Linked DNA regions of Homo sapiens: region 2 is linked to region 1. Evidence: read pairs that join two places in POLR2A ChIA-PET (ENCODE). Cell type or tissue: GM12878. All regions are shown on one strand. Each heading gives the region's core, and the rest is flanking DNA. Links, peaks and the distances in the headings are about the cores only.

What was found. Peaks named below come from ENCODE experiments on the same cell type or tissue, not always from the same donor. Only the 100,000 strongest peaks of a DNase experiment are listed, where the experiment ranks them.
Region 2: POLR2A ChIA-PET joins it to region 1 with 6 read pairs; 3 of 35 experiments call an interaction of 5 or more read pairs at or near these places.

The regions. Positions count from the first base shown.
Region 1 is chr11:110,943,854-110,958,949 of GRCh38, reverse strand. No RefSeq gene overlaps it. Among named protein-coding and RNA genes, the nearest start is that of LINC02550, 150 kb to the left of the region's middle. In GM12878, for the core only: no CTCF peak of the experiment used is centred there; a DNase peak (open chromatin) is centred at 7,079; H3K4me3 peaks cover 431 bases.
Region 2 is chr11:110,789,919-110,805,014 of GRCh38, reverse strand. No RefSeq gene overlaps it. Among named protein-coding and RNA genes, the nearest start is that of ARHGAP20, 85 kb to the right of the region's middle. In GM12878, for the core only: no CTCF peak of the experiment used is centred there; a DNase peak (open chromatin) is centred at 7,414.

The DNA of each region.
Region 1 (15,096 bases), core at 4,900-9,899:
ACTGTTTTTCAGTTTTGAAATACATAATGCATTATTACTTATTATAGTCACCATTCTGTGCAATAGATCAGTAAAGGTTATTCCTCCTGTCTAACTGAAACTTTGCAAGCTTTGATCAATATCTCCCCTTTCCTTCTCCATCCCCTCCCGTCCCCCAGTCTCTGGTAACCATCGCTCTACTCTCTACCTCTATGAGTTCAAATTTTAGATTCCACATGTAAGTGAGATCATGTGGTATTTGTCTTTCTATGCCTCACTTATTTTGCTTAGCCTAATGTCCTCTAGGTTCGTTCATCTATGTTATTGCAGATGACAGAATTTTCTGATATTTCAATGCCGAATGGTATTCCATTGTGTATATATACCACTTTTTCTTTATCCATTCATCTGATGATGGACACCTAGATTGCTTCTATATCTTGGCTATTGTGAATAATGCTGCAGTGAACGTGGGAGTGAAAGTAGCTCTTTGGCATATTGATTTCAATTCCTTTGGATACATACCCAGAAATGAGGTAACTGGATAATATGGTAATTCTACTTTTAGTTTTCTGAGGAATCTACATACTGTTTTCCATAAAGGTTGCACTAATTTACATTCCTACCAACAGTGCACATGGATTCCCTTTTCTCCACACTCTTGCCGACGCTTATTTCTTTCATCTTTTTGTTCATATCCACTCTCACAGGTGTAAGGTGATATTTCACTGGGGTTTTAATTTGCATTTCCCTGATGATCAGTGGTAATGAGCATTTTTTCATATATCTGTTGACATTTGCATGTCTTCTTTTGAGAAAGCACAGTTTTTGATTAGGTTATTTGTTTGCTGCTATTGAGTTGTCTGTGTTCCTTACACATTTTTGATATTAACCCCTTATCAGATGTATGGTTTGCAAATATTTTCTCCCAATCTGTGGTTGTCTCTTCTGTAAACCAGGATTCTTATAGCAGGAACAGCCATTCAGCAAGAATTTATTGGACACCTATCTGGTTGACAAAGAAAGTGACTGCAAAACTAGAAAAGTATTTATGGAGCTCAAACAGATTAGAACCTCTCTCATATGGACAATAAAAAGAATGGCTCAGGCTTGCTCTAGGAGTAGCTTAGAGGCCAAGGGATGATCTGAGCACTGGAGGGATTTATCAACCTGGGGCTACTTAAAATCACCTTAGAATCTCAGTCTTGCAAATTGAGTAATAAGTTGTGCAGCCCTCTAAGCCCTTACCTACCCAGTTTATGGTCTTTTACCATGATATATGCCATTCCCCTCCTCATCGCACATTGCCTTATGGCCCATTGCTTCAGAGAGTGCTGGCCACAGGCAGGTCTGGGGGTCCTTAAACGCAACTCAGCTGCCCGCTGCTGTACCTCATGGCTCTGCATGAGAGTGACTTCGGCACACTGAATGGACCTACTTTTGAACAAGCACTCCTCAGCACTCTATGTGCCAAGCACTGATGGTTCTAAAATTTTTACAAATAATAACTCATTTAATTGGTTTTCTTAAAAATTCTATGAGGTAGGTTTATTATCCCAATTTTACAAATGAGGAAACTGAGGCACAGTGAGGTTAAATAGCTTGTCTAAGATCCACAAATGGCCCACTACCTTCTATAGAATGGGCTTTGCCTCATAGATCCTGGCAGCCCCTCAAGGCAGTGCAGCCCCTACTCTGGCTTCCAGAGGAAGTGGCAGACTTCTAGGCAGACATTCCTCATTAGCAGCTTGTGCTAGGTCAGCATGGCCTCCAAAATTCACATGCTTCTGCATCAGACGTCTCCTACCATCTTTCTTTTTGATTGTGACCAATTTTCACTTCCCTTCCTCCTTCCTTACTTTCTTTTAAAATGAGATTTTTGGTGGTGGTTATTATTTGTAGGAGAAAGATCCCTTGGGACAGAAAATTGTCACCAAGAGAATGATCCTGGGAGCAGCAAATGGTTTGCCCTGTGTTTCAGGAGGCCATGGAAGTAGGTGCTGTTAATATTTTGACTTAGTTATCTTAGATATTGCTATCAAGGGATGCTAATAGATGTGCAGAAGCTTGATGCAAAATTTGTTTTGTTCTTTGATGAAATTTTTCAGTTAAGCTCAGTGTGGAAAGGAGAATCTGTCCTTTCCCTTATCCATGGGGCAAAAGAGTCATCATCAATATGTGTCTTACAGCCTAGGTTATTCATCTGGTATAATCTGTAGAAACTGGGGTTGCGGGGGCATGGAATTGGAGAATGAGTGCTTCAGCAGAACAGTCTACTTAATGTTCCCTTGAGATCGCTCTACTACGTTAAATGGAAGAGACACCCTCTCCTTCTCCCTGCAATATTCTGGGCTTCTGTGGGTATCTCCAAAGAGGATATGTACACACTGCCACCAGGCACACACAATTGCATGCACTCTCACACTCAGGAATTTTGACAGAAGAGTCTAGGAAAGAGAAACACAACATTACCCCCATGGCCCACACCATCCCCTTAGAGGGAGCATTCTAAGAAGCAAAGACAGATGTTTACTTTCCACCCCCAAGGGCCTACCAGTCCAATACAAAGTCCCACCTACCAGTGATACTTTCTTTCATTACAGAAACACTAAGAAGAAATAGAAAACATGAAACTAAAGAATATTTTTAAAAATCTTGGGTCAGAACTAATTCTTAGGCAAATACCCATCTCATTGAATTTCTATATGAGAATGGCTTTTGGTACAAGAGATATCATCCCCTCTCCAGAGCAAACCCCTGAAAGGGCAGAGGAAGGGAAGGAGGATTTATTTTTCTAAGTATACTTGTTTGTCTCTTGTTCCAACTAACGTATGAAATAACAGAGGGCAGGGGCTATGCTTATCTCACCCACAGCTAATCTCTAGTTCCTGGTGCATTGCAGGCACTTGATCAATGTCTGCTGATGTTTTTCAAATAAATAACCAGGGAAACCCACAAGTATCCTGGTACAACAGCCAGATATATTCCCTCCCTTCTCAAATTCCTTTATAAAGAGGCAGCTCAGAACTGCCTGGGTAACTCCCTTAAGAGTAGTTCCTCCTAACCTCTGTAGATAGGGATTGCCACTGGGGCTCAAAGAGAACCACGAGACAAGGAAGTCATCATTATAACAAATCACACATTCAGGTCAAAGACATACTCAGAAACTGCAACCACCAAATAAATGCCCTATAACCAATACATTGAGATCCAGAATTGAGAAGCCAGTCCCAGATCACAAGCAGAAAGCATAAAATAGTTAGTCAATTCAGGACACAGAATTCAAAGCTGAGATGTGGGGCCTAAGCAGAGATCAAAGGTGTGCAAGGTACATGGAAGGTGTCCAAAGTTAATCGTATCACATCAAATATATTTAAAACATAACTCATCTATGGGTGAGTGGGTGGACCTAGTTTATGGTCTTTTATTGTGATATATGCCATCCCCCTCCTCATTGCACATTGTTTAAACATTTCTAAACTTTATGCAGTAAAAATAAAAAATTTCCCTTTATGGCAAAAGAGAAAAAAAATGTTAGTTTTTATTCTCAAAACCTGCTCCTCAGCCTCGACAACTCCCCATCTCAGCCGCTCCCTCATACATTCAATTACTTGCATGAGAAGCCGGGAACCATTCTTGACTCCTCACTAAGTTCCATTGATTTTACCTATTAAATGTTCCTAGAATATGTCACTTATTCTACACTTGCTAAGTGTTTCTGGAACATGCCCCTTCTTTTGGACTTGCTGAATGTTTTTTGGAATATGCCTGATATAGTTTGGATGTGTGTCCCTGCCCAAATCTCATATTGAAATGTAATCCCCAATGTTGGAGGTGGGACCTGGTGGGAAGTGATTGGATCATGGGTGATAATTTCTCATGAATGGTTTAGCAGCATCCTTCTTGGTACTGTGCTCAAGATAGTGAGTTCTTGTGAGATCTGGTCACTTAAAAGCATGTAGCACCACCCCCCTGACCCACCTCACTCTCTTGCTTCTGCTTTAGCCATGTGACATGCCTGCTCCCCCTTTGCCTTCCACCATGATTGGAAAATTCCTGAGGCCTCCCCATTATGCTTCCTGTACAGCCAGCAGAATTGTGAGCCAATTAAAACTCTTTTCCTTATATATTACCCAGTCTCAGATATTTCTTTATAGCAGTGCGAGAACAGACTGACACAATGCCTCTTCTTCTAGACTTGCTAAATGTTTCTGGAATTTGTTCCTTCCTCTGTACCTACTGCTGTATTTTGTGCCCTAGTTAAAGACAATTTTCTCTCATCTGGGTTATAGCAACAACTTCCTAATTGGTCTGCCAACCTTCAGGCCTGCCCCACCCACCTAGGCTCCCCTGTCTAGACAGGATGATCTTTCTGACACACATTTTCTTCTTTCCCTTAAATAGAACCCAATTATATAGAGACCTACAATGCCTTGTGCTGTGCTAACCTTCCCAGCCCCGTCTTACATCCTTATCCTTGATGCTCTAATAATGCTTCACAATTTGTAGTCACGGCATATGTGTGGCCAGTCGTGCTTCTGTGACTTTGCTCTTCTTCTCTCCATCAGCCTTCTCACATTCTTCTTTTAAATATTTTTGTACATTTAATTTTTATATTTACTAAAGTGCTAAGTGAACAGAGTTTTATAAATAAAATAACCAACTTCTGTTTCTGGCAAAATGTTAAGCTCTGGATCCCAAAAAAACTGTGTGATGAAAAACAACTAGAGACACAGTGAATAACTTTGTTTTCCTCTTTGGCCATAAAGGGAAACTTTTTATTTTTTACTGCATAAAGTTGAGAAATGTTTAAGCAGCAAGAATAATATCCTGAACAAAATAACAAAAGTGAGAAAAAGGTTGTGAATTAAGAAACAAAGGATTGCCCTAAAGTGATCTATGAAGTTAGGTAGGGCTAAACTCATAAAAGTTTGCTGCGTTTAGCTGAGATGCTGTTATTGTTGTTTAGGGGTGTGTGTGTGTGATTAAACCAATCAAAGTTTATTCAGGTAAGTGATGGTGGAGTAGGAGATACTAGCCTTCATCCCCTCCACAAAAAAAAAAAAAAAAAATGTAGATCACTATTCACAAAACAAAATATCTCAGAGAAGGCTCAGAGGCTCATTGAAGAATAGCAGCAGCACAGTGGTGAAAAAAAAATGAAGAAGAGCCACATAGAAAGGGTTGCTGGTGAGACCGGTATACCTGAGATGCCAGGGCATCCTAAGAACAAAGAACAAAGGAGGAGGCTACTGGCCAAGTGAGGGGAATCAACATCGTCCCAGGACCTATTACCCAGAGGACAGTGACATCTCTTGACACTGAGGTAACCAATGGCCATTCCCACCAGGTAACCCCTTCCTTCCATAAGAAGTGGATGCTGTTGGTTGCTTTGAGAAAGAAACCACTGCCTCCCCCAACCCAATGCGTGCCACAATCCTGGAGCTGTGGCCACTCCACAGGTACCCACATTTCAGACTCAGGCTCTGTGGCTGTAATGGGTCTCTACCCACATCTGAGACACTAAAGCCATTGCCACGGTGAGCTAGTTCTCACTTTGGGCCTGGGAGCCAAGCCCTTGCTGTGCCTGCCTGTGCTCCAAGCACCAGCTCAGCCAACAGAGAGAGGCGGACCCCACCACAACCCTTCAGTGATGGTTTAAGTAAGGATGGACTTCTTCCTTCAGCCAGAATACACTACTTTTAAGCTATCTAACTTTATGATTCCAATGAAATGTAAATAATATATTCATAAGAATTACATCAAAACTGTATTCTGAAAATACTGTTAGGAATTATAATTCTATCAAACTTCAGTAAGAACAAATGTAGCATCAACTAAATAACAGCAGTTAAACTAAAAAGAGAGAAATCAAAATCACTTCTAAGGAGAGAAAACACGGGAGAATGTCCTGCTGTGAGGATGGAAACTGAATCAAACCTGCATGTGAACCTGGATTCTTGAGACCTCATACATAACCCTCCTCCTTCCTGCAGGCCTGGTTGGCCCAGGAGCTGCTCTGACCCTCTCAGCCTCTGCCCAGCACTGTTTGTTGAATAGTAGCAGCAAAAACACCCTTTGTGAAAAGCTGGTCTAGGAGTCCAGCAAGACAGGCCAGGAGGAAATGGCGGGGCCTGCACTTCATGCGCAATGATTACACAGGCAACCTGGAGCAGTGCAGTGACCAGTGGCCTCAGAGACATCCATGAGATTGAGATGGTTATGTTTCCTTCATTTGTTTCAGTTGTAAGCTCTAGTTGTGACCTCCGCATCAGTACTCATGTCTTTCCAACTGGAATGTTTTCCAGGGCCTGCTTATACCTCCGAGCCTATTGTAACCACCATTCCCACAAGGGTGTCTGGGCTCTGGGCCCGCAGCCTAGAACCTTTGCATCTGAAAATTAAGCTCCCATTTTCTGACCATATTTATGGTGAGAATTGTGCAAACTTTTACAAGGTTAAACAGTTCCGTTTGTTCAATGGCCCTGGACTGCGGAGTGTTCTCCAGGCTTTTCCAAACCCCAGAGACTTATCTAAATTATCTAACTTGTGAGAACAAGATCGCTCATGAGAGAAAAGTGCTTTCTCTTTCAGAATGAGCTTTAGAATCAAGAACTCACTTTCTAAAGGCAAGTTTGTGCTTTGACTTTTGGCTGCAGACTCAACCAAGGACTGAAGAGAAACAAAAATTTGTCAATGTTGGAAGCTCAGTAAATGTTTCCAGTTGGGATTAATTCATTGGTTAAATGAGTCTGACACAGATGACATATCTCAATAGATGTGGAAATGAGGTTCTTTCTGTTAACTGGGGCATGAGCTTTCAGTGTACTGGTACTGACTTTTCAAGGCCTATTGTACACCGTGGGCCTTAAAAAGGCACTTGGGTTATAGCAGCCAGGGTTTTCCCTTGGGGTCTTGGGATTTGGGGAGCACTGTTTAGAAACATCTGTATGGGATCTTATGTTTGGAAATTGCCTCCCAGTCACCTCTTTCCTTTGCTACAGCACTGGAAATATGAGCTCCACAGTTTAGCTCAGTGACAGGAACTCTCTATAGAAATCTGCAGCTGCTCAGACCTCTCTCATGGTGTCTCATGGAGTGCAAATTTGGCAAAAGTCCCCCAGAGCACTTATCTCAGAATCTACTAGGGCCAATTGTGACATTTCAGCCTCTGTTCTTCCCCTTCCCTAGTACTTCAGGCATAAAGTACCAGTGAGTCAAAGAAAGAGGTGTGTAATTGAAACCACCTTATTGAAAAGCTGTAATGGGTTCTGCCACGTCCCTCCAGCCCAGAGCTTTTGAACAGCCTTCCTGCCACCCTCCCTCCATGCATTCACTTTCATTCATTCAGTGAGCATTTATGGACCGCATATTAGGAACAAGTCTCTGTGGTCAGTTCTGTGGGAGACACCCCTCTCTGGGCCTTCCTGTATTGTCCCTAGAATCTTCTTTACCTCCACTTTTCCCCTCTTTGGTTAATCACACAGATTCTGCTGAGAATTGTGCCTTTACACAAAGATTGAACAGCCTTGGAGGAGGGTAGATCTGTGTGAAAGATCCCCAGCTGTGCTCAGTAGAAATGTTCCATTAAATATCTCAGTCTTTATCACGAGGACATCACAAGCTGTTCTAATCATACACTGTCCGGCCAGGCTGAATGGTGGCAGAAGCATGGGGCCCGTCTGACACCCCCTGCCTGCTTCCTCCATTTGGAGCTAGATCTTAAGGGGTGAACAATGTCACTCTCACCTCACAGTGGACTTTGCCCTGCAGCAGGAGACTGGTGTTTCTGCTTTCCAACTAGTAAAACATGCTTTAGAGCCCTGTTCATCCATTTTATTCCAGGGAGGACAATAATTTTTACAGGTGCTAAAAAATGCAAACATGTGAAAGCTAGTGTTCTTAATAATACTTAGATTAAGTTTTGTGATGTTGTCTCAGAAAACATAATTCAGATGCCCATGACCTCTGTTTTTTTATTTTAAAATCAAAGTGAAAATATTAATTTGCATTTGGAATTATCTAAGCTTGCTTGATACAATACCTGGCACTTTATGGATGCTCAAAGAATATATTTATTTTATGAATAATTTGATCGGGACATGAAATATGATACCTGAGAGGAGGAATGTATGTTGGAGGTGAGAGCATGGGTTCAATTTTAATTCTGGACATAGATTAGAAATGTCTGAGGAACAGCCAGCATAGGTGACCAGTTGATCATTAGAAATGTGAGACTACCAATCAAGAGAAGAATCAGGAACATTCCCTCCTTCAGGGAGCCTACTTGTGGTTCAGCCTCCCCAAGCCCAGTATGATGTACTTGTACGTTTCTCTCACAGTTATTACCTGTGATGATTTTTATTTAGCTCCATCATTAGAGTATTGGCTCCTTGAGACCATGGACTATATGTTGTTGGTCAGTTTTATCCCCAGAACCTAGTATGGTCCTAGCACAAGGCAGACACTTAATGTTTGTTGACTGAATTATGAAATGAGTGATATTTTTTTAAAAAAGTGAATTGACTTTCTTAAATCCTCAGCACTGTTCTTGACCCACCCTTTCCCTTGACATCCCAAGTGTAACAGAGTCATTCCATTCTGCCTCTTTCTCCAGGGCTCATGAAGCTCACCTGGACTATGACAGTAGCCTTCTTTTATTTATTATTTTTTGAGATGGAGTTTCACTGTTTCACCCAGGCTGGAGTGAAGTGGTGCAATCTCAGCTCACTGCAAACTCCGCCCCCTGGGTTCAAGTGATTCTCTTGCCTCAGCCTCCCGAGTAGCTGGGATTACAAGAGTGCACCGCCATGCCCAGCTAATTTCTGTATTTTTAGTAGAGACAGGGTTTTGCCATGTTGGCCAGGCTGGTCTGGAACTCCTGACCTTAGGTGATCCATCTGCCTCGGCCTCCAAAAGTGTGAAGATTACAGGCCTGAGTCACCGCGCCCGGCTGACAGTAGCTTTCTAATGGAGCCATCTGCTTCCAGTCTTGCCTCTCAACCCCCAATTCATCCTGGACTCCTTGCCATAAGTGACCTTGCTAAATGGAGATTTGCCTCAGGTAACTTCTCTGCTTAGAGGCCTGGAGTAGCTCCTCATTTCTTTCCAGATAAAACTCAATCCCTTTCCTAAGGCATGTAAGACCCTCTAGAATCCTGCTTCTGCTTACTGCCCTAACCTTCTTTATTGCACCTCTCCATTATCCAGGCTCTGGAGCCAGAGAAACTTAGGTTTCCAGCTCAACTACTTATTCACAAAAGTTCAAGGGCAAGTGTTTTCATCTGGACTTCAATATTACGAACTACACAATGGGTAAGCTACTGCTACCTATTTCTGAGGTTATACTGAGTATCAGATTAAAAGCAAACATGTGAGGTGCTTATCTTAGTAACTGGTATATAGTGAAGGCTAAATAAATGTTAGCCATTACTTTTGTTATTATGAGCATTCTTTTTCAAAAATTACTTGCTCACTCTTCTTTGTGTCCTATTCAAACACTATTTCTTATGTCTTCTCTTCTTTGTCCAATTAATTCCTCAATATTAAAGACTCAGCTCTGATTACATTTAACCAAGGAGGTCTTTCTTGAGCCTACTGTTTGACTACCTCTATTTATCTCAGTGTTTTATGGATACTTATTTTATACATAGTTATTTCAGAAACAGCTTTTAAATGAATGGAAATTAATTATTGAACTCATCTAATTGTTCCACTATAGTATGAGCTCCTCAAAGGCAAAAGGTCATTTAATGTGGTCTCTAGAAAATAGCAAGTATTCAATTAATGCTTCATGGAGGAAAGAAGGAAAGAGGGAGGGAAGGAAGGAAGAAAGGAAGGAAGGAAGCTTTAAGAGAGGTAGGAAATTCAAGAGTAAAGTAGGTCTTAGCAAGAAGATAATGCTCAATTTAAGAGACTGGTATGGTTTGGCTGTATCTCCACCCAAATCTCATCTTGAATTCCCATGTGTTGTGGGAGGGACCCAGTAAGAGGTAATTGAATCATGGGGGCAGGTCTTTCCCATACTGTTCTCATGATAGTGAATAAGTCTCACAAGATCTGATGGTTTTGAAAAATGGGAGTCTCCCTACACAAGCTCTCTCTTTGCCTGCTGCAATCCATGTAAGATGTGACTTGCTCCTCTTTTCCTTCCACCATGATTGAGAGGCTTCCCCAGCTGTGTGAAACTGTAAGTCCAATGAAACCTCTTTCCTTTGTAAATTGCCCAGTCTCGGGTATGTCTTTATTAGCAGCATGAAAATGGACTAATACAGAGATACTGAAGTGATTAGAAAACACTTCCAAAAGTCTCTTGGTCTAGAGCCCAAGAGAAAGACTAGGGGCAAAGACGTAGACTTGGCAGATGTAGCATATGGGTGGCAGTTTAAGGGCATGGCAGTAGATGTAATTACCTTGACAGGATGTTCAGAAAGAGAAGTCAAGGAAGGATTGACTTCTGAGAGACACCAATATTTAAAGGGCAAGCAAAAGAATGCCTAGCAAAGGACTATCTGTTTCCTTCCTTGAACCTAGGTATGGTTTCAAAATCCCTCACTTGTGACCCAAATTGCTATTTCAAGATGAAGAACATTCCATCTCTCATTCAAGGGGCAAGGAACTAGGTTAAGTAAATGTTATTGAGTCATATGCTGAACAGCTGTGTCCTTCTCCAGCCCTATTTCTCACCACTATTCTGCAAGAAACTTTGGCTTTTGCCAAGTCTCTCCACCCTCCCCAATTACGTACTCTGTTTTCCACCTCCACCTCCACCCCTACACTTCCATTCTGCGGCCTTTGCTTATGCTGATCCTCCTATCTGGACTGTCCTCTCCGTTCTTTATCTACCTGATGTTCATTTGGTCTCCAATGCTTCTTCTAAGATCCATCACTTGCATGCAGTCTTCCTCAGTTATTCCAATCCACACTGACATCCCTGTCCTCTGATGTCTAGGGATTTGTGGCACCCACACTTATATTGCCTTTTTGTTTGTTTGGTTATTCTCAAATTGACCTCTCAGCGAGAGGGTGCTCCTTGATCAAAGGAATTATGGACTGAGAATCTATGGCCTAAACACTGGTGTCTTAGCTCCCAAAATTCATAATGAGTTTATGCAAACTTTTATGCCCCCTCCCCTGAGCACCCCTTCCCCACTCTCTTCTTAGAGACTTCCTGGCTGGAGGAAGAGTCAAGCGTTAGCTTTGGCCTGGGTGGTCTGGCTTTATCTAGATGAGCAGGACAGCTACTAAACACTGAAAGGTCTCCTGTGGCTTGAAAGAGTTAAAATACCTCCTGGAGGGTCCAATTTCCAGAGAGCTAACTCTTTCAAAGCCAAAATTGGCAAAGATAATCTACCCCCAAGCTGGAAAATGTAGTTAAAAAGTCAGTGGAGGATAGGGCAAGGAAAAGATATTGGTAAAGAAAATGCCTTTTCTTTCAAATGGGTTGAGTTGGTAACTTGAAGACACAGACTTAGACAACAGGACTCTTAATCCTGAAAACTTTGGAATGTGATTGCAGAGTCTGGGTATTGGGGACGAAGGTGCTCCTGGGCTAGGGAAGGGCAGGCTGGGGAAGGGCCAGGCAAAGCCATTGTATCTGGTCATTGAGAAGATTGGTGTGTGAGAAATGAGGCCTCTTGGCTGCAGCTGTCCCCTGGGGCCCATTAGGGCATTCACACTGTGTGACGACTGAGAACAGGCAGGTCCCTAAGCCAAGACCCAGGCCCAGGCCCAGGTTCATAGAATTCTGGGTGTTCCCAGAGTTTGATAGAAGCCAAATGTTTTCATTTCTTATGAAAATTCCTTTCAGAACAGCCTGTTTAAGATGAACTCAGTCGGTGCTAGTTCTGCTTTGCATAGGAAAGTCTTTAATGCTAAACAGGATGTTTTCAAGAAAGAAGGGACAATAACAATATTACTAAATAGACCATTTAGAGTCACTTCCATGTGCCAGGCAAAGTGTGAGGGCATTTATGAACATTCCCACTCCCATGGAAGCTGGGTGCCTTTATCTCCATGTTGCAGATTAGCTAACTAGAGTCGAGGAAGGTGAAATAGGCTAGTGGCTAAAAACCTTGGAGCAACATAGATTTGTTTTCAGATCAACATAGATTTGTTTTCAGATCCCAACTCCATCATATCTTTCATTGAAATCTTTCCTGAGGGCCTATTGTGTGTGCATGGATTGGGGATGCACATCACTTAAGAAGACAGACAAGGTCCCTGCCATCACTGAGTGTACATTTTGTCCTGGAGTGGGAAGGGAAGAGAGGAGCGGAACTGATAGAGCAAACATTCAACAAGATAATTTCAAATGGAGATATTATGAGTAAAAACAAAATAATGTGAGCAGGAGGGGAGTGGATAGCCAGATGCAATTTCAGATAGTGATGTATCCTAGGTCACATGGCACTTACGTGCTGGTTAAAAACTACTTAACCTCTCTGGGCCTCCGTTTTTTCATCCATAGAGTGGGTACGTCAGTAGCTCTCACCTCATAGTCACTTCCAGGATTATGTAAACTGTGAAGTTCCTGGCACACAGTAGGTGCTTAATAAGTGCCAGCTCATTGGTATTATCAGGCAAATCACTTCCATTTACAGGCCACCACCCTCCTGTGAACACACTTGTCTTTTATACATTATCTTGTTTGTTTCCAAGTCACTGCTGTAGAGGTTTGGATAGTTGCAGAGCTTTCTCTTGATTATAAACTCATCTGTATTCCCTCTCCCTCTGCCTCCTGGGACCCTGGGTTGACAGGGACCGAACAAAAAGCTTGAGAAAGTGCTGCTGGCTGGGGGTGATGTTCCAAGTGAAGAGAGATGGGGAGAGACAGGGAGGGAGGGAAAGGGAGCATTCAGTGAACACCCACTAATGAGGTAAGTTTATAGGTCCCTTTGTCCTAGATTCTCTCTTTTCTTCCTCCACCCCAACCTGCCACCTGGAATTCTCACTAACTGCTACATCCATTCTGCACGGATTTTTGGTCTCCAGGGAACAGAGCTTTATTAAATATAAGCATGTCACCTAAGAAAAGTGGGGGCATCTATTACTCAGTCCATAGAGGTGAGTCCATCAGGTTACTTCGCCAAGTGTTGAATCTGAAGGAATGAGCCACAGGTAGGGTTGCTTAGTCCAGGGCTGAGGATACCAGGCAAGTGGAAGCAAGTCTGTGTGGGTTAGAGGGTATGGGAGAAAGAGCCAGAGGTTCTAAAGGAAAATGCTGCCTGTCTCTCTGAACTCCCCAAAACCCACTGAGAAGCCCCTGAAGAACAGTGCCTAGGGACAGAGGAGAGGCTGCTGGTGGTGGTAGCCCAAGGCTGTCACCTCAGCCTTTGCTGGCAGCAAAGGTTGCCTTTTTCTTTTTTCCTTTAGGCTTGGAAAAAAACACACAGGCTTTGGGGCCAAACAGATTTGAGTTCAAATCTAGCTCCCCTGCTTACTACTATTTTGGCCTTAGGAAGTTACTAAGCTTTTTGGAACCTCTTTTTCTCATCTTTAAGGGGGTATTACTACTACCTACCTCCCAAAACTATTGTATGGATTATTCATTCATGAACATTTACTGAGTGCTCACCAAGTACTATGCAATTCAGTGTTCTATGAATATGTTTCCTCCTTCCTTTAGATATGGAGGCCTCAAGATTAGCATAGCCCAGATTTAATTTGGCCTTCTATGAGTTCAAAACATGGCTATTGTACCAATGGCCTATAAGAAATTTAAAGAGCAGGATGGCAAGGCTAGATAATGCCATTGAGCACGATGTTCATTCATTTAATATACATTTGCCAAGTGTCCTTCGTGTGCTGTAACCAGGGATGCCAAGATGACCAGAGCTCAGTCCTTGCCCTGTAAACCTCATGGTCTCATGAATAAAACAGACTTAAGAACAAATGATGACAACAACTGAATCAGGGCTGTGTTAGAGATGTAAGGGAGATACCATGGGTGCACAGAGGAAACCCACGCTGAATTCTGTCTAGAGAGGCAGGGGAAGGATTTTTGGAGGGGGTTACATTTGAGCTGAAAGATAAAGTTTTCCAAGCTGAATGGAGTGCTGCAGGAAGGAGATACTCTAGGCAGAAACAGCCTATACCAAGGCCATGAGAGAAGTAAAAGCAAGAGTTCAGCATGGTCCAGCCCAGGGCAAGGTAGAAGAGTGATAATGAAGGGAAATGGAGCTGAAAATACACATGTCATCTGTGATGGTTAATACTGAGTGTCAACTTGATTGGACTGAAGGACACAAAGTACTGATGCTGGGTGTGTCTGTGAGGGTGTTGCCAAAGGAGATTAACATCTGAGTCAGTGGGCTGGGAAAGGCAGACCCGGCCTTAATCTGGGTGGGCACCGTCTAATCAGCTGCCAGTGCAGCTAGAATATAAAGCAAGCAGAAAAACCGTGAAGACTAGACTGGCCTAGCCTCCCAGCCGACATCTTTCTCCTATGCTGGATGCTTCCTGCCCTCGAACAATGGACTCCAACTCCTTCAGTTTTGGGAATCAGACTGGCTATCCTTGCTCCTCAGCTTGCAAATGGCCTATGGTGGAACCTTGTGAAACCTTGTGATTGTGTGAGTTTATACTTAATAAACTCCTATATATACACACATATATATAGATATATATCTCCTATTAGTTCTGTCCTTCTAGAGAACCCTGACTAATACATCATCCAAGGAACAGGATCTCAGATAAGCCATGGTGAAGCTGCTGTGTGACCTGAAGGGCTCCCCACACTATCATGAGAACCACTATACTATGAAGAATAAATGAATAAATGATGACTGAGTAAATGAATGAATAATCTATATGATGTCTGACAGTTCACGAAGTGCTCTTGTAATATATTGCTTCACTTAAAAGATGGGGGAAATTATTGTGCTTCACTAAGTTAAAAATTCTTTGCACATGACATCACCCATGGATCATGGCACCACAGTCCTAGGGCACACTGTGAGGTTGATACCCAGGTGTGTGAGGGCATCTGATTGACTGTCCACAAAATCCTGCCTGTATCTTGTTCATGAAAGGCCCCCATCTCTATTGGTAGTTAGGACCTAAGAGGTTTGTGGCCTCCAAATCCACGTCACAACAGAGAATCCATACAGCCCTGCA
Region 2 (15,096 bases), core at 4,816-9,815, 150 kb after region 1:
GTCATAAGTGTTTGCTTACAGCAACTAATGGATCCTTTGTGAATTGAATTATTTTTCAAAATCAAGTTTTATCTATTTCTGTCTTTTTCTTATTGTTAAAGAAATCTTCATTATGAGAAAAGACAGAAAATGCAGACAAAACAAACATAAAATACTTAAAATCATCTTTTCATTTATATGTATATACATCTTAAGCAAGAATAGGGTAATATCTCACATCATTTTGTAAGCTGCTATTTTCACTTAATATATTATGAATAGTTTTCCATATCAACAAATATATTTCTGTGACTTTTTAATGACTACATAATATTCCATATGATCAAATCCAGCGGTTTTTATATATTTTGATCTCAAGACTCCTATACACTCTTAAAAATTATTGGATATTCTAAAGAGTTTTTGTTTATGTGAGTTGTATCTGTCAACATTTACCATGTTACAAATTAAAACTGAGAAATTATAAAATATTTTATCCATTTATTTCAAAAGAATAATAAACCAATTATATGTAAAGTAAATAATTGTTTATGAAAAATAATTATATTTTCTAAAATAAAAAATTTTAGTGTAGAGAGGCATTGTTTTATATTTTTGGAGTGTTGTAAAACCTGGCTTAAAAGAAGGCAGCTGGGCCGCGTGCGGTGGCTCAGTCCTGTAACCCCAGCACTTTGGGAGGCTGAGGTGGGCAGATCACGAGGTCAGGAGATTGAGACCATCCTGGCCAATATGGTAAAACACCATCTCTACTAAAAATACAAAAATTAGCTGAGCATGGTGACGTGTGCCTGTAGTCCCAGCTACTTGGGAGGATGAGGCAGGAGAATTGCTTGAACCCAGGAGGCGGAGGTTGCTGTGAGCCGAGATTGCGCCACTGCACTCCAGTCTGGTGACAGAGCAAGACTCGTCTCAAATAAATAAATAAATAAATAAATAAATAAATAAAAGAAGGTAGCTGAATATCCCCTTCTGCATTAAATCTACTATGATATCACATATCATGTAGCTTCTGGAAATCTCCACTGTCTACTTATGAAAGAATGAGAATAAAAAAGACAAATGATGTTGTAATACTATTAAGAAAAAGTTGATCTTCCAGATCCCCTGAAAGTGTCTCAGAGATGCCTGTACATGAGTTCCTGGGACCCCCAGGGAGCTCTGCGCCACATTTTGAGAAATGCTGATCTAACCAATGCTTGATTTGTAAACATCTGTATTGTATATAAACTGCATCTTGTTCATAGAAATACTTTCAAGATGCTTGAGTACATTATTAATAAGCTAAGTGAAAGACTAGAATGTCATTCATTGGAATGCAGCATAAATTTCCAATAATAAAAATAACAACCACTTATGAACTGCTTTATATATGGTAGACACTTTGTTAAGGACTTAAGAGGCATTTTCTTAAAACATTCTTACCGCATATTCTCACTCATAGGTGGGAATTGAACAATGAGATCACATGGACACAGGAAGGGGAATATCACACTCTGGGGACTGTGGTGGGGGGGGAGGGGGGAGGGATAGCATTGGAAGATATACCTAATGCTAGATGACGAGTTAGTGGGTGTAGCGCACCAGCATGGCACATGTATACATATGTAACTAACCTGCACAATGTGCACATGTACCCTAAAACTTAAAGTATAATTAAAAAAAAAAACAAAACAAAACATTCTTACAACACTGAGGTAGATAATTCTGTTTTTAATTATACAAAGGATGCAGAAAAGTTCAGCAATTGCCAGTGTTTCAATGAGGTCTTCCTCACTAGAAAGCCCATACTATCAATCAAAACAGCATATACTCCCTCCCATGAGGCACAGCAGTTAGAATGGGAGCTGAGTACAGGTAAGAAGTAGAGCTGGGTGGTATATCATGTCGTGATTTGCTATTATATTAACGTATCAATATCTAGATAATTTCATAGAACTTATCTACATAATTGTGAGAACTTGATTTTTCAAACAATTTTCATTTTACCTACTAGATACTTAGGTCACTGTAGATGTAGCAATTAGATTCAAACCAAGACATTTACATAAAATCAACAACATGATGATGTAATTTTTGTATAGATGTTTTCTGCTATATCTTCCTTGTTTTTACTTTAACCTTCCATTATTTTTATGTAGGTGCCTTTTCACACCAATGAATAAGTTCATTGATCTGATAGTAATAACATGTAATAGCTTCCCTTATTGAGAAGTTCCTAAATACTGACTCTGTGCTAACTGCTTTCTATGTATCATCTCTTCTTAATCCTTAAAACAACTCTACAGGGGTAGGTATTAATTACCATCACTCCACACATGAAGAAACTGACGCTTAAAGAGGAAAGAGGCAAAGCAGAGTAAACTAGGACCGAACCAAAGGCTATGTCTTTAACCACCTTCTACCACCTTCATGGCAATCATATGTCCTCCATCTTTTTATGCTCTATAGCACACAGTAAATGCCAGAGGACTGCAAAGTAAGGATATGAAATCTTACAACCAGCATCCCTACGTACTGTGGTCCTCCAGCTGAAGGTGTGTGAGCCACTTCACACAGAGGACAGCAACTCGGTACTCAGATCCTATTTGACTCAGCCAAGTCCAAGATCTGGCCAGTATCTCTCCTCTGATCCACAATGATGACAAGTCATAAAGCACAGCATACACTGTGATTACTTCTTTCTTTTAAAACAGCATCAGTCATTTCAGAAAGGTTGGATTACACAGCATGTTGAAAATTCACAACATTTATTTCTGGAGTTGACACTGACCATTGGCTCAGATATCTATGTCAGTTTCTGGCATTAGGCATAAGAAGAAAAATAATTTTCTGTGAAAGCATTTGAGGGGGTATGATCATAACAACCCTATGACAATTATAGAACATAAGGATGATGCTCCTTAAAGGAGGTTGAAATTTATAAAATACACTGAGTCTCCTAAAATGGCCCGAAAGGCTTTGGAAGAAAGGTTTCATGTAAAATAAAATAATATTTTATATAAACCCAGAAGAATATAGTTTATAATATGCATGTATAGATACTTATTCATATTAACAAATGAATGTAATATAGTTTACTGAGAATATATTCATAGTAATAGAATAAGATACATGCCTGTAGACCAGATGTCATCTTGAATCCCCTGAGAGATCTGGAGCAACGTAACCTCAACTCCAAACCCATAGCCAACTATTGAGTGTTAATTGTGTGTCAGGCTGTAGCAGAGACTGCTGGTTGCCTACACAATAGCCATTCTCCTTTTAAATTTAGAACCCCAGTATCGCTTAGGATGCCAAAATGCCCAGTAAAGATGTTTGCCTTCTCAGATTCCCTTACAATCAGGGGATGCCATGTCAAAAATCTCTGGCCTCTGACACATAAGCAGAAGTCTGATAGAGATTTCCTGGTAAATTTTTGCTTTTCCTGACAAAGGCACTACCTTCTTCCTTCCTCTTTATTCGTCCTGCACTGGACAGGAGGCTGGAGGCGGAGTGGCCATCTCGTGACCATGACTCAACAAGTGTGAAAAGGCCAAGAGCAGAAAGTTAGCAGGAGCTCAAGACCCTGGCCCTATCTGAGAGCCAAGGCACCAGTCCTATATGTTCCTCAGGACTTCCTGACATCCCAGGAAAACAAATTCCAACTTGGTTAAACCACAAGAGTTGAAGTTCCATGACATGTGTCCAAGCACATTCTGGCTCAGCCACAGGCACAGTGCATGGCCTTTAGACACATTGTTGCCTTAAATCCTCAAAACAAGTCTATACGTAGGCACTGTTAGGTCCATTTTATAGATGTTAACACTGAGAGTTACCTAAGAAACTATCTCCCAAATGTGAAATGCTGGGCTGAAAATGAGAAAACATAGAAAATCTGGATTTATGGGCAACGGAATATAATGCCCAGATATCTCATGAGTCATAATTAAGTAGCAAAAATAAATAATTCACAAGGAAAATGAACAATAATGGTCTTCTCACTTGTCTGGCACACTCCTGCTCCTTGTTAAGCCCCAGCTGAAATGCCAACTCCCTGTTAAAATCTTCGCGGACTCCCCCAGGTAGATCAACTTTGCAGTCCTCTCTCCTCACATAGCCCCCTCTAGTAGCACTTATTGTGCTTTATTATAATTGATATGTTTATGTGTCTCAACCACCAGACTGAGCAATTTGAGGATAATAATCAGGTCTTATTTATTCAAATATTTCTAGGGGTAAGAGCAATGCCCAGCATAATGGATGCAGTGCATCGTTTGAATTGGCAAAGCCCTCATTAGTCACATTTAAAAAAAAAAAAAACTGTTTTCTGATTTTCAGATGGAGATCCACAGCAAATGATGGGATGCTACAAATCAGCTCTAATAACTGAAGACAAATTACAAATATAGGAAATTAATGATTAGGAGAAATCAAAAGGGAAATAAATTACAGAAAACTGAAAAATGTAATAATGCAAATCAGGGGTTTCCCTGAATTTATGTGTAAAAGCAATGTCTACAGAATTTGCAGCAAAATGAAGCCCATCTTCTTTGGTTTTGGTTTGACTGTTAAAAACCTGAAACTTGTTTTTTCTTTTTTGCAATTGCCTTCAATAAGACTGGAGTCATGACTACCTTTTTGCTTTTGCTTTTGCTTTTTTTTTTTTTTTTTTTTGGCAAAGTCTACAAAAATGAGTATTTGAAAACTTTAGGACAGGTTTCAAGAGGTAGGCTAGTGACCATGCAACTTGTAGGAAAATACATGTTGTCATTATTGACCTGAGAAATGCAAGGGTACAAGTGACAAGATTCCATTTGGTTGGTGCTACTACTGAACACAAGGGAAGTGGGGCCCTAACCTCAGCTCCACAAGTTAAAGGCCACCCTCTGGCCTCCTTCATCCATTTCTCCCTACTAGACAAAAAGGACATGTCCACCCAGAGCCTGTGTCCCCATTTCTGGGATCTCGGCTCACTGCAACTTCTGCCTCCAGGTTTCAAGCGATTCTCCTGCCTCAGCCTCCAATGTAGCTGGGATTAAAGGCACCCGCCATGATGCCTGGCTAATTTTTGTATTTTAGTAGAGACGAGATTTCACCATGTTGGCCAGGCTGGTCTCAAGCTCCTGACCTTAAGCGATCCTCCCGCCTCAGCCTCACAAAGTGCTGGGATTACAGGCATGAGCCACCACGCCTGGCAATCCTACTTCTAAGGCTAATTGCAGCCTCTCTCTTGGGTCAAGGGCAGACTGCTCTAGTTCCAGAGGATGGCAAAGAAGTAGTAGAGGGGTATGGGGAGTGAACAAAGCTCAAACTCACAGGCAGAGATGGTCCCACACAAGCTCCCAAGGTCCCTTACTGTGTAGCAGGAAGCGGCCACCGGCCAGTACTGTCCCTCCGAACTGCCACGTCTTGGTGCGCTTCTCCAAGCCAACTGACAATCACAAACTCCAACCTGGCCTTCCAAGTCCTTAGTGGGTATTTTTATCAAAGTAAGAGGGTAGAACATTTTTTACTTGTTTGTGATCCTGATTTATAAATTAAAAATTAAAACGTGCCTTGTAACTAGACTTCCACTTACGCTCTTGCCCTGGGCACCCTTAATGTGAGGAGTTAGCAGTAACGATAGTCAGTGTATAAAACTGAGAAAGAAAAAGATAAAACTGGCTGGGCGTGGTGGCTCAGGCTTATAATCCCAGCATTTTGGGAGGCCAAGGCGGGCGGATCATGAGGTCAAGAGATCGCACCATTGCACTCCAGCCTGGTGACAGAGCGAGACTCCGTCTCAAAAAAAAAAAAAAAAAAAGAAAGAAAAAGATAAAACCTAGAAGACTAATAGATTAAAAGGCTTCCCTCTCCAAATTCACAGTAAATGTGAACTCTGAGATGAGAAAGCTTCAGACCCTAAGAGCACATGACACAAAATAGATGCTGATTAAACACTTGTGGAATGAATTAATGACGAACAAGCACGTATTGCATGTTCAGCTCAATAACAGCACTGTCTATATGATGTAATTCGGGGTATACAGAGAAGCTGAGCATGACCAGGACCACCTGCCACCCCACTGGACCTCACAGAGTCCTACGAGGTCCTCAGGTGACCTTGGCATTTCCTCTCCTGGCCACTCCAGTGCCTCTGGATCCCTCCATGCTGTTCATGGGATCACCATTTTTTTTGAGTTCTCATCCTTTTGGTTTTCAGACAGATTTCCACCCTTCTTGACGTCTCAGCAATATCTTTGACCTCTCCCCTCGTTTTATCCACCCTCAGCCAATCAGAGGCAACACCAGAACTCCCAATCTCTGCCCAACCCCCACTCCCAAATTCCTGCAGCAATCACCCTGTACTACTTCCCCTTGTAGGGGTGCCACTGAATCTTTCTTCTCTGTTATATGTAACAACGATGTCTTACTTAATTTTGCTTCCCCACAGCACCTGGCACAGGGCTTCTCACCCAGTTGGCACTGAGGAACATTTGTGGAATATTCATTGAATGAATTTTGGATGCAGTAGAACCATTTTAAAACAGTTTTATGTTCCTAAATTCCTACATGAATATTTTGCATTAAGAGCATAGGTTCTGGCGTCAGGCTGCCTGGATTCTAATCCTTGCTCTGCCACCTCCTACTTGTGTGATCTTATGCAAATCAACCTTGGTTTCCTCCTCTGTAAGATGGAAATGATGACAGCAACTACCTCATAGAGTTGCTGTAAATATTCATGGAGTTAACACATGTAAAGCTAAAAAGTGCTTAGAACAGTACTTGGCACACAAGCCTTTGATACGTGTTAGCTTTTGTTGTCGTTGCTGTTGTTGTTGTTCTTGAAACACAGTCTCTGACACCCAGGCTAGAGTGCAGTGGCACGATCTCGGTTCGCTGCGACCTTCACCTCCGGGTTCAAGCGTTTCTCCTGTCTCAGCCTCCCAAGTAGCTGGGACCACCGGCGTGCACCACCACGCCCAGCTGATTTTTTGTATTTTTAATAGAACAGGGTTTCACCATGTTGGCCAGGCTGGTCTCGAACTCCTGACTTCAAGTGATCCGCCCACCTCAGTCTCCCAAAGTGCTGGGATTACAGGCGTGAGCCACTGCACCCAGCCACTTGTTAGTTTTTATTTAATCTTCTCAACAAGCTTACTTGGTAGATACTATTGTTTCCATTTTCTAGATGAAGAAACTTAAGGTGCTTGGAAGACTAAAGTAATGTGTCCAGCCTCACAGAGCCAGTGCTCCACAACTGAAATTCCCACCAGGATCAACCCACTCAGGCCCAGGGCTACGGACTCCTCACTACATCATTGCACTGCACAAGGCAGTCACTAATGAATGCCCTGTGACTCAACATGACAGAAACAGTGGAGCAGACACCAGATAGGTGCAAACCCGTCAGCCAGAACTGCCCTGTGGTTTTACTCTCTGAGAATGGGGAAGCACAATGAGGGTAATTCCTCAAATCACACAGCCCTTTTGAGTCAGGCCTGGGAATCAATGTGGACTGAGTATTTGCTTCCCATGAGACTTCAGACCTGCCCCACCACCTCTCCGGCACCAGGAACACACTGTGCCTGGTGAGAGGGGATGTGGTTCATAACTGCCCCACTTAGGCCATATAAAGGGCCACATGGAAGCCACAGGGGAAAAATAAAATGAGGTTCTGCAATGCATCCCAAGGTAGCTTAATATTTAATAGTTTTAGAAGCAGAAGACTGGCTAAAACTCCATAGGCACCCAATAAACACCTGGGAGCTTGTCTCCTTAATAGAACTCTCCTGAACCTGACAACTGGCCAAATCATTGCCTTTAAGAGCCATCTCTGTCCCCCACCCCCACTATATTGGCCTCTGGGTTCAAGCGATTCTCCTGTCTCAGCCTCCCGAGTAGCTGGGACCACCTGCGTGCACCACCATGCCCAGCTAACTTTTTGTATTTTTAGTAGAGACAGGGTAGTAAGTAAGCCCTTAATCAAAAGGCCTTTGAAAGCAGAAGAAGCAATTTTCATTCCAGTATGAGATTTTAAGTTCTCCAACTCTTAAGGATTTGAAATGCGAAATTTCTTTATGTTAAGAAATTGTTTTTAAGAACATGTGCCTGGCATATCCCATGTCAGGGGAACATACCAGAGGAACTATAGAAATAATTCCTGATGCCAGTAAAAGCAAAAACAAATAAGCAACAGAACAGATGCTAGAGTGTGCTCAAGTTATTCAGTAGCTTGATGAGGTACTTTTTTCTCATATTGGGTTTTTTTGATTGCTGTTTTGCTTTGTTTTGTTTTGTTTTAAGGTAGTGTCTCGATACATTGCCCAGGTTGGTCTTGAACTCGTGGACCCAAGCGATCTTCCTACTTCAGCCTTCTGAATAGCTGAGACTACGAGTGCACACCACTCACCTGGCTCAGATTAGTTTTTAATCTTCTTGTCTTTTCTTTTCTTTCTGAAACTGGGTCTTGCTCTGTCACCCAGGTGCAGCGGCATGATCTTGGCTCACTGCAATCTCTGCATCCTGGGATCCAGTGATCCTCCCACCTCAGCCTCCAAGGTGTGCGCCACCACGCCCAGCTAATTTTTGTACTTTTTTGTAGAGACAGGGTCTTAACATGTTGCTCATGGCTGGTCTCGAATTTCTGGGCTCAAGGGATCCTCACACCTCAGCCTTCCAAAGTGCTGGGATTACAGGAGTGAGCCACCACGCCCGGCATGTCAGACACTTTAAGGTCATTATTTTTACTGTAATCCCTAATTAATAATTTCCTATTTTTTAAAGGCTTTCATTAATCATTGAATTATTTCATGTTTCAGATAGGTGTAAACCTATTATTTCATGTTTGGATACTTTGGTAAAACAAATTTAAGCAATTTCTTTAAATTCAGGTCTTTGGAATAGATTGTTTTTGAAGTACAGTAACCAAAAGCTAATTTAAGTTAATCTAAATTTAAAAATCAGTATTAACCAAGAAATTTAGTTCCAATTTTCCAAAGTTGGAAAAATCTACAAAAGAAAATAACCACAAAAGCTTTTTTCTCAGGGTTCAATGCTTAGGTAAATTATGCAAAATAACAACGCATGCTAATGTAAGAAATATGCTTTTAAAAATGTTTTTCAAACTACAGGTCATAATCCACTGGTAGATCATAAAACCAATTCAGTAAGTCACAAATAGCATCCCTTTTGAAAAATGAAAGACAATTTTAAAAAGATAATTATCAGAATACTTTGTAGCTGGTAGTTATATTTTTGCAAAATTTTTGTCTCAACTCTTTATGTGAATACACACACACACGTATATTTATTGGTAATGGGTTGTGATAGAAAAAAATTTTTTTTAATGTGGGTTTCTCTAAAATATGTTTGAAAGCCTTGTTCTAGAGATGTCCTTCAGTTAACACATCCTCTGCCCATGGACCATGTACATGTACAGTTTAGCACATTCAGTCAACAAAAGTTTTTTGAATGCCTATGTGAGAATTAGCATTCTTGCTCATGACCCAGCGCCCCAAACTATCTAAGATTCATTTATGTTAACCATACTCCAGTGCATTTTAGCATGGATTAAAATGAAAAAGTATTTAGGCCAATCCAAAGGTAAGCAAAAAATTAAATTAACTAAAAAGCCCCATTGTTCAAACACACTGATGGTTGTTTATAATAACCCTTTGGAAACTTGAAACTGAAAACTACTTCCTTAGCATTTTTTTCCTCCATCCTGTACACACACTGATAAGTTATTGTGGGCAAGAAATGTTTGGGAGGATATGAGTTAGCACAGAATTTTTCATTCAAGAGAAAAAAAGTGTTATATTTATTTTGAGAAGAAATGTCATGCAAAAATTACACAGATTCATAACTTTTAAGCTGTGTGTGCTTTCTAAAGTTTGACATTGTCTCTTTCAGCACAATTTCTCAATCTATTTCAATGCTATGAACTTTTATCATTATTTAAAAATTACTTTTTGAATAAAATTCCATCTCAGTTACATAGATTCACAATTATAAACTTAAAAAGATTATTTAGTTTGTAGCTTAGAGCATACCAGAATTTACTCATATTATATAATAAGATTCTGCATTTGTAGAGAAAGACTTTGCTGAAAACATTAGTGTAAATGCTAATGGTTGTTAAGATGGTTGTTAAAATTTTTAAATCACTTTCATTTTGGGTATTTTAAGTAATTTTGGGGTGCCTTAAGTGCTTCAGTGAAATATCTCTCAGAGTAAGCCTTCAAAAAATGTTGATTAAATGACATATTTGGAGAGATAATAAATGAGGCAATCAAGCAGAAGCAATAAAAACAGGTGAAATCTATTGAATACTTGCTATGTGCCAGGAACTAAGCTTGGCATTTCCATGTGCTCTCTCATTTTATCCTCACAAAAATGTAGAAGTGGATACTAGCATTACGGCCATTACACAGATGAAACCACTGAGACTTAAATAACTTTTTCAATGTTCCACAACTGGCAAGCGGAAGAATAGGATCTAGGATTTGAGATGGAAAAAAAATTCAATATTGGATCCAAATTCTAACAATCTTAAGTGAATTCCTTTGAGCTGCTTTATTTTTATGAAAGAGCCTTCCGGCCGGGCACAGTAACTTAGGCCTGTTACCCCAGCACTTTGGGAGGGTAGGGCGGGCAGATCGCTTGAGCTCAAGAGTTCAAGACCAGCCTGGGCAACATGGAGAAACCCCACCTCTACCAAAAAAGATTTTAACAATTAGCCAGCTGTGGTGGTGCACCTGTAGTCCCAGCTACTTGGGAGCCTGAGGTGGGAGGATCACTAGAGCCCAGGGGATAGAGGCTGCAGTGAGCCAAGATAGCACCACTGTACTCCAGCCTGGGCAACAGAGAGACACCCTGTCTCAAAAAAAAAAAAAAAGAAAAGAAAAAGAAAAAAGAGCCTTCCCACTTCAGCCCCAAGACCAGAATGATTTGCCCACTTTTTGGAGTCTTTGGGAAATGGAATACATATTTGAGAGACAGACTTATGTCTAATCTGCAGGAACAATCTTTCATGGTAGAGGTGGGAGGAAATGGGGCTGTGCAGTTGTGTCTTGCGGGGGCCTTTCAAGCTGAGACATTGATCTGCTCAAAGCAATTTCTCTCCTTCATGCTCAATGGGACCTGACACTTTGGTGTCCTGGATCTGTTACTCATATTTCTGTTCTACTGGAAACCTGCAGACTCTCAGCTCTTCCCACGGAGGCAGGGCCAGGTTGTTCACCACAAAGCACTGGTTGCTGGTTGAATCAAGAGTAGGTGGACCGGAAACCAGTGGGTGGCTTTATTCAAAGGGTCTCACCCAACAATGGCAGTAGAATGAGCTAAGCTAGCCAAGCTAAGTTCCTCTGGAATTTGGCTCAGGAAATACGGAGAAGCGAATGGAAAAGAATGTGGAGAGAAGCTGAGACAGTAAGAGAGAAACTATATGGGGCCAAAAGAGAGAGTCAAGAAGGCAGAAGGCCCCTAGAGCTGGCTTTCCGTTCCAGCTCCAATCCATACATGGCTATTCATACTTCATTTTTTAAAAAAAGTTTTTAAACACCTCTTTTTTTCTTAAGGAATCCACTGTTTCTTCTCCTAACTGATCTATTGAAATTCTCACTGTGACTATGAAACACGGAATTAAAACCATAGACACTACTCCATGAGCATCTATTAACAATGATCTCATAGTAACTCTATCACCCAGACCTTGTCAAAGAGTGAGAGAGGCCTGTGCTTTTTCCAAATGGTTCCTGGCATATGTAAAAATGTCAAAACACCTGTGTGCAACTTGTAAAAAAGTTAAAGCTTTAGTTTAGCTTTTTAAAGAAAAGGTGGACCTTTTCTTCCTCAGTCTTATCAGTGGATCTCTGTGACCATGCAAAACTCAACCAGAGATTGTATCAAAACTCAGTACTTGCGGCTCTGAGTGAACATGAAGCCAAATAACGCTTTGGGCTCCCCCTCTGCTGTCCTTGATATTGCTTTAGGAAGGAGAGGCCAGGGCCAAAACTGTGGGGGAAAGGGAACACAGGATAGATGCGTAGGGCAGGGGGGACTTCGGTTCCAGGGAAACAAAACTGCCAAGTCTGTGCTGAAGAAGACCTTCAGTAAGTGGCTAAACGGAAGTGCCAGGAACACATGAGAAAGATGAGATGAGGGAGAAAGAAGGAAGACCTCATAAAAGGCACGGGCGGCTGGGCGCGGTGGCTCACGCCTGTAATCCCAGCACTTTGGGAGGCCAAGGTGGGCGGATCACGAGGTCAGGAGCTTGAGACCAGCCTGGCTAACATGGTGAAATCCCCGTCTCTACTAAAACAAACAAACAAACAAAAAACCCCACAAAAATTAGCTGGACGTAGCGGCGTGCGTCGGTAATCCCAGCTACTCTGAGGCTGAGGCAGAATTGCTTAAACCTGGGAGGTGGTGGTTGCAGTGAGCCGAGATCGCGCCATGCACTCTGGGCTGGGCGACAGACCAAGATTCTGTCTCGGAAACAAAACAAAACAAAAAAACAAACAAACAACAACAAAAAAAGGCACGGGCGACAGGAAGAAGTCAGTGGTAAAAGGCTCACTTCATGCTTTTCCCCAGGGTCTGGTTCTCAGAATACAAATACACACATTTGCTTTGAGCTTCGGTCTCTTGATCCTGATCTCATAACATCAGCATCTGCATCCCGCTGTACAGTTTACACAGGGCTTTCACCCACATTATTATACTTAATTCTTACACCACTAGGAGTGGGACAATATTCTCTTATTAATCCATTTTACAGATGATAAAGTGGAGGCCAAAGCTATTAATTTTGAGCAGCACAAATCCAGGGGTGTTTTTTCCATTGCACTACTCTGGAAACAGGGAGGTAAAAAACTTCTCTCAGACATCACCACCTCTGCCTTTGCCCGTTCATGAGAGTCTGAGATAAAAGAAAAAAAGAGAAAATCTCATTTATCTACAATGTAGAAATTTAATTCAATATTAATGGATATTTCTGCTATAGTTATTTTATATGCAGGACTTTTGAAGGATTCACCCTCAGAAGACTCTATCCCTTCTTAGTGCTCAACTATATATATCACTTCTTATTTTGACATAAAAGATGAATATTTCATTTAGGCAGGCTTATTGGAAAGGGTAACACACTATCTTGGTTGCCCTACTTTAAAAAAGATTCTTTATGCTTACTTGAGGTTAAAAATAGCTTGATTTTGCAGCAAAAGCTTGGTACTGCACATCCAAAACAAAGTGTACCAGATTAGGCCCCCAGAGCTGGGCTTTTTCACTCTCTCCAGTCTCTTATTTTTCTCTTAGTCTGCTTGCCCAACCTCAAAAATTCTTGACGTGAAACCAAGTAACTTCATGCTTATTTTTTAAATCTCAGTAAATGTGAGGAACATTTACCATAGGAATAATGACAACCAGCATGTACTTATGTATCAGTTCATGGTTCATAAAGCATTTGTATAAATATCACATGCCAATCATCACAATACACAGAAATTACTATTAACTTCATATAAATATTCATAATCAGAATCAGAAAGATTGAGTAACTTGCCCAAAGTTTCACAGCTAGTTGGTGGCAGATCTGGGACTATAACCTAAGCACACTGAATAACTGAATGTAGAGAGAAGACACTTATTCAGTGTCTTTTCAATATTCCATGATGATTTCTGCATCAACAGTAAGTCCTAACATGATAATTTATTTATTTAACAATCAAGCAACAAAACCCTATTCGTTAATTCATCCATTCAATATTTTCTGAGCCCTTTCTGAGTACCTTTTCTAGGTACTGAGAATACAGCAGGGAAAAAATAGACAAAAATATTATATTCCAACTGTGAATCCAGCTAATTATTTGTGCGTGTGTGAATATATATATTTACATCGCATTACATTGTATTAGGTATTAAAAGTAATCTAGAGATGATTTAAAGTACACAGGAGGATGTACATATGTTATATGCAAATACAATTTTTTTTTTTTTTTTTGAGACAGTCTTGCTCTGTCGCCCAGGCTGGAGTGCAGTGGCGCAATCTCTGATCCCTGCAAGATCCGCCTCCCGGGTTCATGCCATTCTCTTGCCTCAGCCTCCCGAGTAGCTGGGACTACAGGTGCCCGCCACCGTGCCCAGCTAATTTTTTGTGCAAATGCAATTTTATATCAGGTACTTGAGCACCTGTGGATTTTTGATTTTTGACTAGTGTGTGTGCATGTGCGTGTATGCCTGTATATACTTATATACAAAACCTTGAGATATGTTATGTATGTGTGTGGGTGCATGCGCCCATAATGCTAAATAGTAAGAAATATTAAGGAGAAAAATTAAGCATAGATGGAAGCGGGAACAATTATTCATGTGCACCAGGAGAGTACACCTTGCTCATGGCTGCTTTAGTTTTATGGTTTCAACAGTAAAAGCACTGCAAACAACCTAACTGTTCACTTTCATGAAAATGGATAAATACTATGTGGCAGAGTTACAGAATGGAATATTATGCAACAGCAAAAATGTATGATCTAGGTGTACAAGATACAATACAGCTTAATGATAAAAATATAACCTTAAGTGGGGAAAAACAGAAAGTCTCAGAAGACTACATACACTATCATGTCATTTTTTAACCAAAGGAAAAAAAAACAAGCAAAACTAAATAACATACTCTTCAGGAATACATACATATGTGGTAAACATATTTTAGATGGTTAAAAATGCAAACTCTAGTAGGAAAGTAGAGGGTTGGATCAGAGAAAAACATACAGGGCTGTTTCATTGATGTTGAGAATGGTTTAGTACCTAGGATGGGTGGTAGGGTCATGAGTTTTCATTTTATTATTATGCTGCAAAACTTCCATATATGTTATATATATTATCGTGTATTTATCAAATATTATATGACAATAAATAATTAAAAACGGATACGAGAAGAATACTTAGAATTATGTTTTCTTATCATTTCAGATTTTTTATATTACAAAGTTGCATTTTATATTTGAGCAGCAGGCAGCCAAGAATATGTGTACGGTATACTGAAGTTTACAAAGGCCTTTCTTATAACATCTTTTGAAAATCTTGTATAGTAGTTATTATTATACCTGCCTTTCAGATGAGTAAACCAAGGAA